Regions from separate parts of the Homo sapiens genome. Here region 1 is linked to region 2. A link is a contact called in ENCODE Hi-C or POLR2A ChIA-PET data. All regions are on one chromosome and are shown on one strand. The core of a region is the stretch at or near the end of the contact, and the rest is flanking DNA. Distances in the headings are between cores, read along the strand shown. Region 1 holds the start of GABBR1 (gamma-aminobutyric acid type B receptor subunit 1). Region 2 holds the start of OR2I1 (olfactory receptor family 2 subfamily I member 1 (gene/pseudogene)).

What was found. Hi-C counts contacts between places; a loop is a spot of excess contacts on that map. ChIA-PET counts read pairs that join two places held with the same protein, here RNA polymerase II (POLR2A). Pooled maps may share reads with other maps.
Region 1: a pooled map shows a loop between it and region 2 (2.7-fold over the local background). The contact joins the promoter of GABBR1 here to the promoter of OR2I1 in region 2. A Hi-C loop is called at or near these places in 1 of 168 maps with a recorded cell type or tissue (B cell), 1 of 37 single-sample maps with no recorded cell type and 4 of 50 pooled maps. POLR2A ChIA-PET finds 5 or more read pairs at or near these places in 1 of 52 experiments (activated CD4-positive, alpha-beta T cell).

The regions. Positions count from the first base shown.
Region 1 is chr6:29,631,656-29,635,834 of GRCh38, reverse strand. GABBR1 (gamma-aminobutyric acid type B receptor subunit 1) reads left to right here and starts at 2,652. Exons shown (of 23, transcript NM_001470.4): 1 at 2,652-2,985; 2 at 3,450-3,534. The coding sequence starts at 3,450. It also overlaps the pseudogene SUMO2P1.
Region 2 is chr6:29,547,708-29,552,413 of GRCh38, reverse strand. It overlaps OR2I1 (olfactory receptor family 2 subfamily I member 1 (gene/pseudogene)), which reads right to left and starts at 2,007. Exons shown (of 2, transcript NM_001396058.1): 1 at 1,557-2,007. The coding sequence starts at 1,562.

The DNA of each region.
Region 1 (4,179 bases), core at 1,403-3,902, 83 kb before region 2:
GTTTTGATTGACATCAAGTGGAGACGGGGCGGAAAAATACTGATTCTGTGAAAATACCCCCTTTCTCCATTAGTGGCATGCTCATTCAGCTCTTATCTTTATATTCCAGTAAGTTATTTTGCTCTCACTGTTTTAACAACAACAACAAAAAAACAACAACATAAAAATCCTTGCATACCTTGTTCAATTGGAGAATTTTAATGTTTTTCATTTATCATTGTAAAACCAAGGACAATTTTATAACTTTTTTGTACTTAGCTGTTACATGCAGAGCAATCTGTCTTTAAGTAGGGATAAATTACTCTAAAACAAAAAAGAATCCTAGATAGTTTTCCCTTCAAGTCAAGCGTCTTGTTGTTTAAATAAACTTCTTGTTTAAAAAAAAAAAAAGTAAAAAAGAAAAGTTATGCAACAATTAATGGCCCAGAGGCAATCCTTGTTAACATTTTGATGCATCTTTTAGCTGTTTTTTTTTGTTTTTTTTTTTTGACTGAGTTTGACTCTTGTCACCCAGGCTGAAGTGCAATGGCATGGCATGATCTTGGCTCACTGCAACCTCCGCCTCCCGGGTTCAAGTGATTCTCCTGCCTCAGCCTCCTGAGTAGCTAGGATTACGGGCATGCACCACCATGCCTGGCTAATTTTGTATTTTTAGTAGAGTTGGGGCTTCTCCACGCTGGTCAGGCTGGTCTCGAACTCCCAACCTCAGGTGATAAGGGAAGGGGCACTATTGACATTTATGGTTGGGGCAGAGGTGTAAGATATTCTTCAAAGCACTACCTACATGTTGAAGAATTGTTCCTCACCCAGATTCTCAAAAGTCCCCCAGGACATTCACGTAGTGAAAACCTGTGTTTAATTATCTGAGCCTATAACTTAATACAGTTTTAAAATTTTTTTTTAAATATACAGTGAACTTTCTAGGAATGCAATTATAGTTGTGTGTAAAATTAGGGAAAATTAACTTTGCTACCAAGAGTTGTTCAACATTTTGTTAAATCACTTCATTGATGGCAACATGCTGGAGGTAGTTGAGTCACCAACTCAGCACCTGGATCAGCCTGTGTTGGTAGCAGTTTCATCCCCGTGGTTCTGTGAATAGGTGGAAGCATCTGCTTACTCCATCAGGACTTCTAGGGTAGTCGGGCCTTGGCACTCACACATTAAAATACTGTTTATGTTATTTTATTGCAAGTTACTTTTCTTTCATTTCCCCTTTACGTTACAGAAAGGGAAGCATTTTGCTTTCTGTTTAAAGTTGTGTATGTAGGTAGGTTATATCATCTATGACTTTCTCTCCCTCCTTCCCTTTCTTTTTGTTTGAGATGGAGTCTTGCTCTGTCACCCAGGCTGGAGTGCAGTGGTGCGATCTTGGCTCACTGCAACCTCTGCCTCCCGGGTTCAAGCGATTCTGGTGTCTCAGCTGGGATTACAGGCGCACACCATCACACCACGCTAATTTTTCTATTTTTAGTAGAGATGGGGTTTCGCCATGCTGGCCAGGCCAGGCTGGTCTCAAACTCCTGAGCTCAAGTGATCAGTCCGCCTCGGCCTCCCAAAGTTCTGGGATTTCAGGCGTGAGCCTCATCTATGAATCTCAATTTAGGACAGTAAAAGTGTCATTACAAAATATTTATTGTAAAAAAGGGTTGGAGGTTGAGAATCTCAATTCTAGTCAGTCTCTCAGTGTTTGGTTTCTTCCTACCATTTTTCCCCCTAGGACCAGCCAGAAAGCAGCTTTTTTTTTGTCCCCCCCAACAAGGAGCCCACTGTTTCCTCTCCCAGCCCAAACTCAGGCCTACGAACAACAACAGCACAACACACACACACACACACACACACACACACACACACACACACACACACACCCCTCCACTTCAAGGTATAGCCAAGAGCTTCTGGAGCCGTCAAAAAGGTCTGTACCTGCTGTCTTTAGAGCTTCCAGTTTGCCCTTGGTCAAGAAATACTGTTTGCTAGGCTCTGCTGGAGTACATCAGGTAATACTGGCTTCTAAACCACCCTGAGGTTCTTTTCTCTTGTCCTTTTACTCCCTTCGTACTTCAATTTCTCTCCTTGATGTCCCCCTCCCTGTTTTGTTTTTTGCCTCCAATCCGTTCTGCGCGTTCCCTGCAGAGCAGGCGAGTAGCAATGCTGCTGGACCATGGAGCTGCTCTAGTCTCCCAGAAATCTCTTCTACACCCAACCCTTCTTGCGCTTAGGTGGTCCTCAGTCCCCCTCCCCCACCTCCTTCTGACCCAGGCTTCTTTCTCGCCCTCCGGTCGCAGTTCTCCTGGGCATCTGCCTCTGCCTCTCTCCTCTCACCCGGATCTAGGGCTGCCTTCTCTTTGTGCAGCCGTCTTTCTCCACCTTCATCCCAGACTCCCTGTCTCAGCGCCAGCTCCTCTGCCTTTGGCTCGGGTTCCCTCTCCCCCACCCCAGCTTCCAGTTGTTTGGCCCGCAGGTCCCTCGGCAGTGACCGGCGCCCCCCGACGAGTGCGTGTGCACCAGGGCACCTCCCTCTCCCCCACCTCTCAGCCCCGCGCCTCTCCACCGCCCGCCCCACCGCGCTGTGGGCGGTCCAGGGCGGGGCTGGGATCCGGGGCGGCTCCCGGGGCTCGGGTTGTGGGAGGCGCCCTCTCCCCGGTCTTCCCCTCTCTTCCCCCCGCCCTGCCTTCCCTTGCACCCTCCTTCTTCCCTCCGCCCGGGAGCTCTCCCTGGTCCCCGGCGCCGCCTCCTTCCCTCCCGGCTCCCCGCTCCCCGCTCCCGTGGCTGCCGCCGCCCCGGGGAAGAAGAGACAGGGGTGGGGTTTGGGGGAAGCGAGAGAGGAGGGGAGAGACCCTGGCCAGGCTGGAGCCTGGATTCGAGGGGAGGAGGGACGGGAGGAGGAGAAAGGTGGAGGAGAAGGGAGGGGGGAGCGGGGAGGAGCGGCCGGGCCTGGGGCCTTGAGGCCCGGGGAGAGCCGGGGAGCCGGGCCCGCGCGCCGAGGTAAGAGCCAGGGCCCCGGGTTAGCAGGGCTCGGAGAGGGGGCGCGCGGCGTGGTGGGGGAGGGGGCAGTGGGCGCAGGGCCCAGCTGGGGGAAGCGGGGCTGGGGGAGAGGAGGAACCGCGGGGATGGAATCGGGGAGCGCTGAGGCGGCCGATGCCGGGAGCGTGGGTAAGCCAGGCTTCTGCGAGCCGCGGGGGCCGGGGGAGAGGAGGTGGTGAGAGGTGGAGTCCCGGGAGGGTTGGGGGCCGAGGGAGGCAGGAGGAGGGTGGGGACAGGCTTTCTCTCCTCCTCTCCCCCCACCCCGCGCGGGGCTCCGCCCCCGCCTCCTCCGCGGGGCGCTCTCTTGGTCCCCAGGCTGAGCCCGGTCGGAGCCTGCGAGGCAACCGGCAAGAGGTCGAGTAGTCTCCGGGTGCGGGCCGCGCCGGCGGGGCTCGGTCCAGTCCTCATGGCCGCCTCTCACTTAGATGTTGCTGCTGCTGCTACTGGCGCCACTCTTCCTCCGCCCCCCGGGCGCGGGCGGGGCGCAGACCCCCAACGCCACCTCAGAAGGTGCATCCTTCTTCGACGACCTCCGGCCCTCCTTCGCTCCACTTCCCTTTCCCTGCATCTCCTCATTTCTGGTCCTCATCACTATCCCATCAGTCCCACATATCATCCCGGTCTGGCAACCCCTTCTGCTCGGCCCGACTTTACTACTGCTGACCTCCTTCTGTCACCCCACGTTACTATCCAGCACCTCTTTTCTCTGCCCACATTGCTACACTATACCACCTTCCTGTGCATTTTCTCCGCCTCAATCCCCTTTCCCAGCCCCACATTACTACCTCAATTACTCCCTTTTCTTGGTCCCACTTTGCTGTCCAGATGATCTTATTAGCCTCCCTTTATCCTCCTATCCTAATTCAACTCGAATATCCTCATTTAGCCTTTTTTTTTAAAGAAAAGCTCCACCCACATATCATACCCTTCATGATTTCTTAATTACTTTTCTTTCTTACCTCCACCCAGCACCCTTCCCTCCCCACTTGTGGGTTCTCTCATCAGCTTTAACCCTGGCCCTTTACTCTCTGTCCTTTAGCCAGGGGATCTGTACCTGTCCCCACTCCCACCCTCTAGTGCCCCATCCCTCTTCCTCTGTCCCCAGCCTGCCCACAGACCACGCCCTACTCTCCCCTTCCTCCCACTGGGGAGCCT
Region 2 (4,706 bases), core at 758-3,257:
TCAGGAATAAGTTGGGTAGAAAAAAAGAACACTTTCTGGTAGACTAGAATATCAGGACATCTTGGTTTTACCTACATAGCTCCCTTTAGCCAGTTATATGATATGGGGAAATCTTCATTTCCCTCTGTCTCAATTTTTTCATATGTAAATCAAGGAGTTTGAACTAGATGTCATCTAAGTTTCCTGTCCCAAATCCTTGGCTTTACTATCAAATATTAATCCAAAAATAAAATAAAAAGAGAACCCCAGGGAACAAAAGGAACCTCATTCTCCAAGGGTCTTGTTGAACCAAGTGTCTTAATGGTACAGAAACATATGGGTTATGTAATGGATGAAAGTTTACGTGATGGACAGAAATCTTTCTGCTGCATGACTCCTGACATAAATTATTATATGGATAACTTATTTTTCACATCATATTCACTGCTGTAAATTACAAAATCACAATAACCTAATTTTTCATTTTTCAGAGGGAAAAAACACTGCTCCCTACCAAAACATCCTGTTTGATTTTATGTTTCACTCATTTTATCCTCACTGGGCAGAATAAGCATTAATGTCATAATTAAGAACCAGGGCTCAGCAGCCAGACTGCCTGGGTTTGAGTCCTGGCTCTGCCATTTTCTAGCTGGAAAACCTTGGGTATGTTACTTAGCCTCTCTCTGCCTCAGTTTCCTCATATGAAAATAGAAATATGTTAAGTGGGCTAAATATGAAAAGCTGTTAGAACAAGGCCTGGCACATAGCAGTTGTTAACTGTCATCCTTTAATAAATGCTAACTATCGTCATATCTGTTTCCCAAATTAAGAAACAGGTTTTTAAGGGGTTCTTATGCTAGGCAGTGATACAACTGCTATGAACATTTACAGCTCTTTTCATTTATTAACTCTAATCTTAACTCACTTGAATATTAGGCAATAGCCTTATTTTATAGAGTATGTTAGGAGAGTAACTGAAGTTAAATTACTTGCCCAAGGCCACATTATTTGTAAATGCTTAATAGGTTTTCCACTTATATTTGACTAACTTCGAGGTCCTTCCTGTTTGATCAACCAGGATCCACTGTGCTAGAGACTGTGGAGTATGAAAGGACATGCAAAGTCTTACCTATATTTATAGATCATTTTATAATTTGGGGTCATATCAGAGATGAATAAAGTAGGAGAGGTGACATTCAGGCTTACAGACCAATGGTGGCTAGAGATGTTGAGTTACAAAAGGTCAAATTCTTTAATGCGGTGATTACACGGACACATAACTGTTCAGCCTGGCAAGCTCTAAACCATTCCTCTTCAAATATGCCACACCATGAAAACAGGCACACAATAATAAAACTGCACAGATAACATTCTTGTTACATGTATGCACAAATTCCCCAAAACATAGGCATGTGTGCACCTGTACACATAAACCCATCATCTCCCTCACACATCTAGAAGACAAATCTGTTGTGAAATATATAATATAATGTGTCATCAAACTTCACTTGGTATTTCAGAATGTGGCTCTCGGCACAAGACCATTTTGTTGTAGGGCACTGTAATACCCAACTTACCTTCATGACTAATCTTTGGCACTAATGTTTACACCTTGAGTTTCCAGATGATAGGTTGGTCTCTTGCTCCTGCTCTGGATTCTCTGGATTTGAAATGGAGTTGGGAGTATTTAATAAAAGATGCAATTGCATAGCTGTGTTGATTTCTGGAATGGATGCCTGGGATCAGAGCCAGGTATTTCAGGAAGAAGACGAGGGGTGGGTGTCATTGTGCTTGTAAATAGAGGAATAAAAAGAACGGGTAAGAAAGAACCTACATTTGTGAAATTTCAGGATCTAGGCAGAGGTGGTGATGTCTGTTCCTGGAGAACCTTGTAATGGGGTACAGACCAGACAAGGACCTGGGCCTTGTGCTGGTAGCAAATCAGCATTAGCTGGTGGTGGTAGCAAATATCCCTCCTGGATCTAAAGGACACAGTTAGAGAGGAGGAAGCATGCTGATGAGTGCTCTCACTAGAGAAAAAACAGGGGACTCAACGTTCCCTGTTATTTAGAAGAGAGGATGGAGCTCTGGGGAATAGATGTCCCACTCCTATCATTAGTACTTTGCATGAAGGTGTCCGGAGAGGAGTCCCCAAGAGTGGGGAAGAGGAAATTCTGGAGGGAAAGTCCCTTTAGGGTAGTGTGCCTCTGGCAGTGTATGAAGGCCAAAGGCAGCGTAATTCCCTCTCATTAATATTTCTACTATTCAATTGGAACTGGTTTAGAATTTCATTCTCTGATGGAGTGACCTTAAGCTAATTGTTTAACTTCAGTGACTCTCAATGTCATCATCTGTAAAACAAGGAAAATAACCCTTTCTGTCAGGAATTTTGTAGATTTGTTGAAGTCATTATTAGTTTTGAATGTAGCTTTGACTGTTATGTCATCAGCTTTGCTCCAAAGTCCACCTCCCCACTTGTGGCTCTCATCATTCTCTTTCCCTTTGCTCCTCCTTCGTCCTTGAAGATTTTTGTCCCTGATCCCCTCTCACTCTCTCCAGTACTGTGATGATTCTTGGTGAATTCAGTATCCTCATAGATTATCTTTCTATACTTTCCTCTCAGTTTCTTCCTCAGTGAGAGGTCCGCAAATTCATCGTGGCCCCTCACGCCCCTTGTATCTTCAGTTCTCTATCAAGCTTAGACTGTCTCGTCAATCACTATTACTCCTTTGCATACATCAATGTTCCTGCCCTTTTCACTTGTTACACTCTTTCAGCTAAATTGCTTTCCTATTTAAATCCAACTATAGTCCTACTCTCTCCCTATATTTGTTCAGCTGACTGTGGCCGAAGGAAAGCCAATAGCCACACTGAGAGGTTTCACTTTACATTCATGACCACTACTTTAAGAGGAAGGGGCTAATGTCATTGATAATCATATTTTCCTAGTCCACTCACTTTCCCCTCTCCTACGTAACTCATGCATACTTTCTGGTCTCCCCTCAAATCCCCAGTACTCCTCTCTCTCAAATAATATCATCTTTCTCAGATAAAAATTTTACTTCATTTTTTACTGAAAAAATGTAAAGCAATAAAAAGAGAAGTTCTTACTAACCCATCTGTTCACCTACTTGCATCTGTGCTCACATATGGGACTCCACCTTTTCTTCTGATACTGCTAGGAATATACTATTTTGCATCTGTCTGATGCCAGTACCCCCACTTGCCCACTATATTCCATCCCTTTCCACTTATTCAGGGACATTACTCTAATCTTTCCCCTCTTTCCTGTAATATAATTTGTCCTTCCAGTGGACCATCCCCATCAATACATAAACATACTTTGATTTCACTCATCAGAAAATAATCTTCTCTTGACTTCACTTCCCCCTAGCTACCATCCAAGTCCTTGAATTCTCTTTCGGGTTGGCTCCAACAAGGTTTCTGCACTGGAAACCTTTCATCGAAGGTCACAAACTGACCTCCACATTGATATAGTAGTTTTCAGTCCTCATGTTACTTGACCTGTTAGAAGCTTTTCAATAGAGTGGACTTAGCTTTCCTTTTTGGAACATGCCTTTCACTTCTGCTATGGACTGAATTGTGTCCCCCCCCAAAATTCATATGTTGAAAATCTAATCCTCAATGTGATGGTATTTGAAATGGGCATTTTAGGAGGTAATTATAGTTAAATGAGGTCACAAAGGTGAGGGCCAAATAGGATTAGTTTCCTTATAAAAGAGGAAAGGCCACGTGAGGAGGCAGCAAGTAGGGAGTTGTCTGCAAGCCAGGAGGAGAGCCATCACCAGGAACAAAATCAGCCAGCATCTTGATCTTGAACTTCCCAGCCTCCAGAACTGTGAGAAATCAACTTCTGTTGTTGAAGCCACCCAGTTTATGGTATTTTGTTATGGCAGTCTGAGCTGACTGACAGCTTCAAATCACCAAAGTCTCCCAGCTGCTCCTTCTTAATCTCCTTTATTGGTTTCTCCTCCTCCCTGCTGTGCCTAGGGTTCAGTCCTCTTTCCTTTTTTACATGCACTTCCGTCATCCAGTCTTATGACATTGTACACCATCTATATGCTGATGACTCCTAAATTTATATTTCCAGGCTGGATTTTTCTCCTAACCTCCAGATTCCTATGTCCAATTGTCTACCCACCAGCAGCTTTTGGTATCTAATACACATCTCAGATTTAACATGCCATAAACTGAGCTCCTTACTACCCACCCTCTCCCCCACAATGTGCTTCTTCTGTAGCCTTTCTCATCTCCCGTAATGAAAATCCATTCTTCTAGTTTCTCAGACAAAAATCTTGTGATACTGACTCTTCTTCATCTCACTCACATATAATCTACCCACAAATTCTATTGGCTCTACCTGCAAAAATATGTTGTGAAACTGACAAATCGTTATCACTGTTAGGACCACCACTCTGGTCTGTCCTTGTCAACATCTCTTGCTTGGATGATTGAAATAATCCTCTGGTTCTTCCCTTAACCTTTAGTATATTCTCAACATGGAAGCCAGAGTAACCCATTTATAACAACTCAGATCATACCACTTCTTATCTCAAAATCTTTCAGCAGTTTCCATGTTACTCAGAAAGAAAAAGCCTAGTCACAAGATCTAAAGATCAGTGCCCTCCACCTCAGTACTACTGACGATTTTGACTGGATCATCCTTTGTTGGGGGTGCTGTCCTGTGCATTGTAGGATGTTTAGCA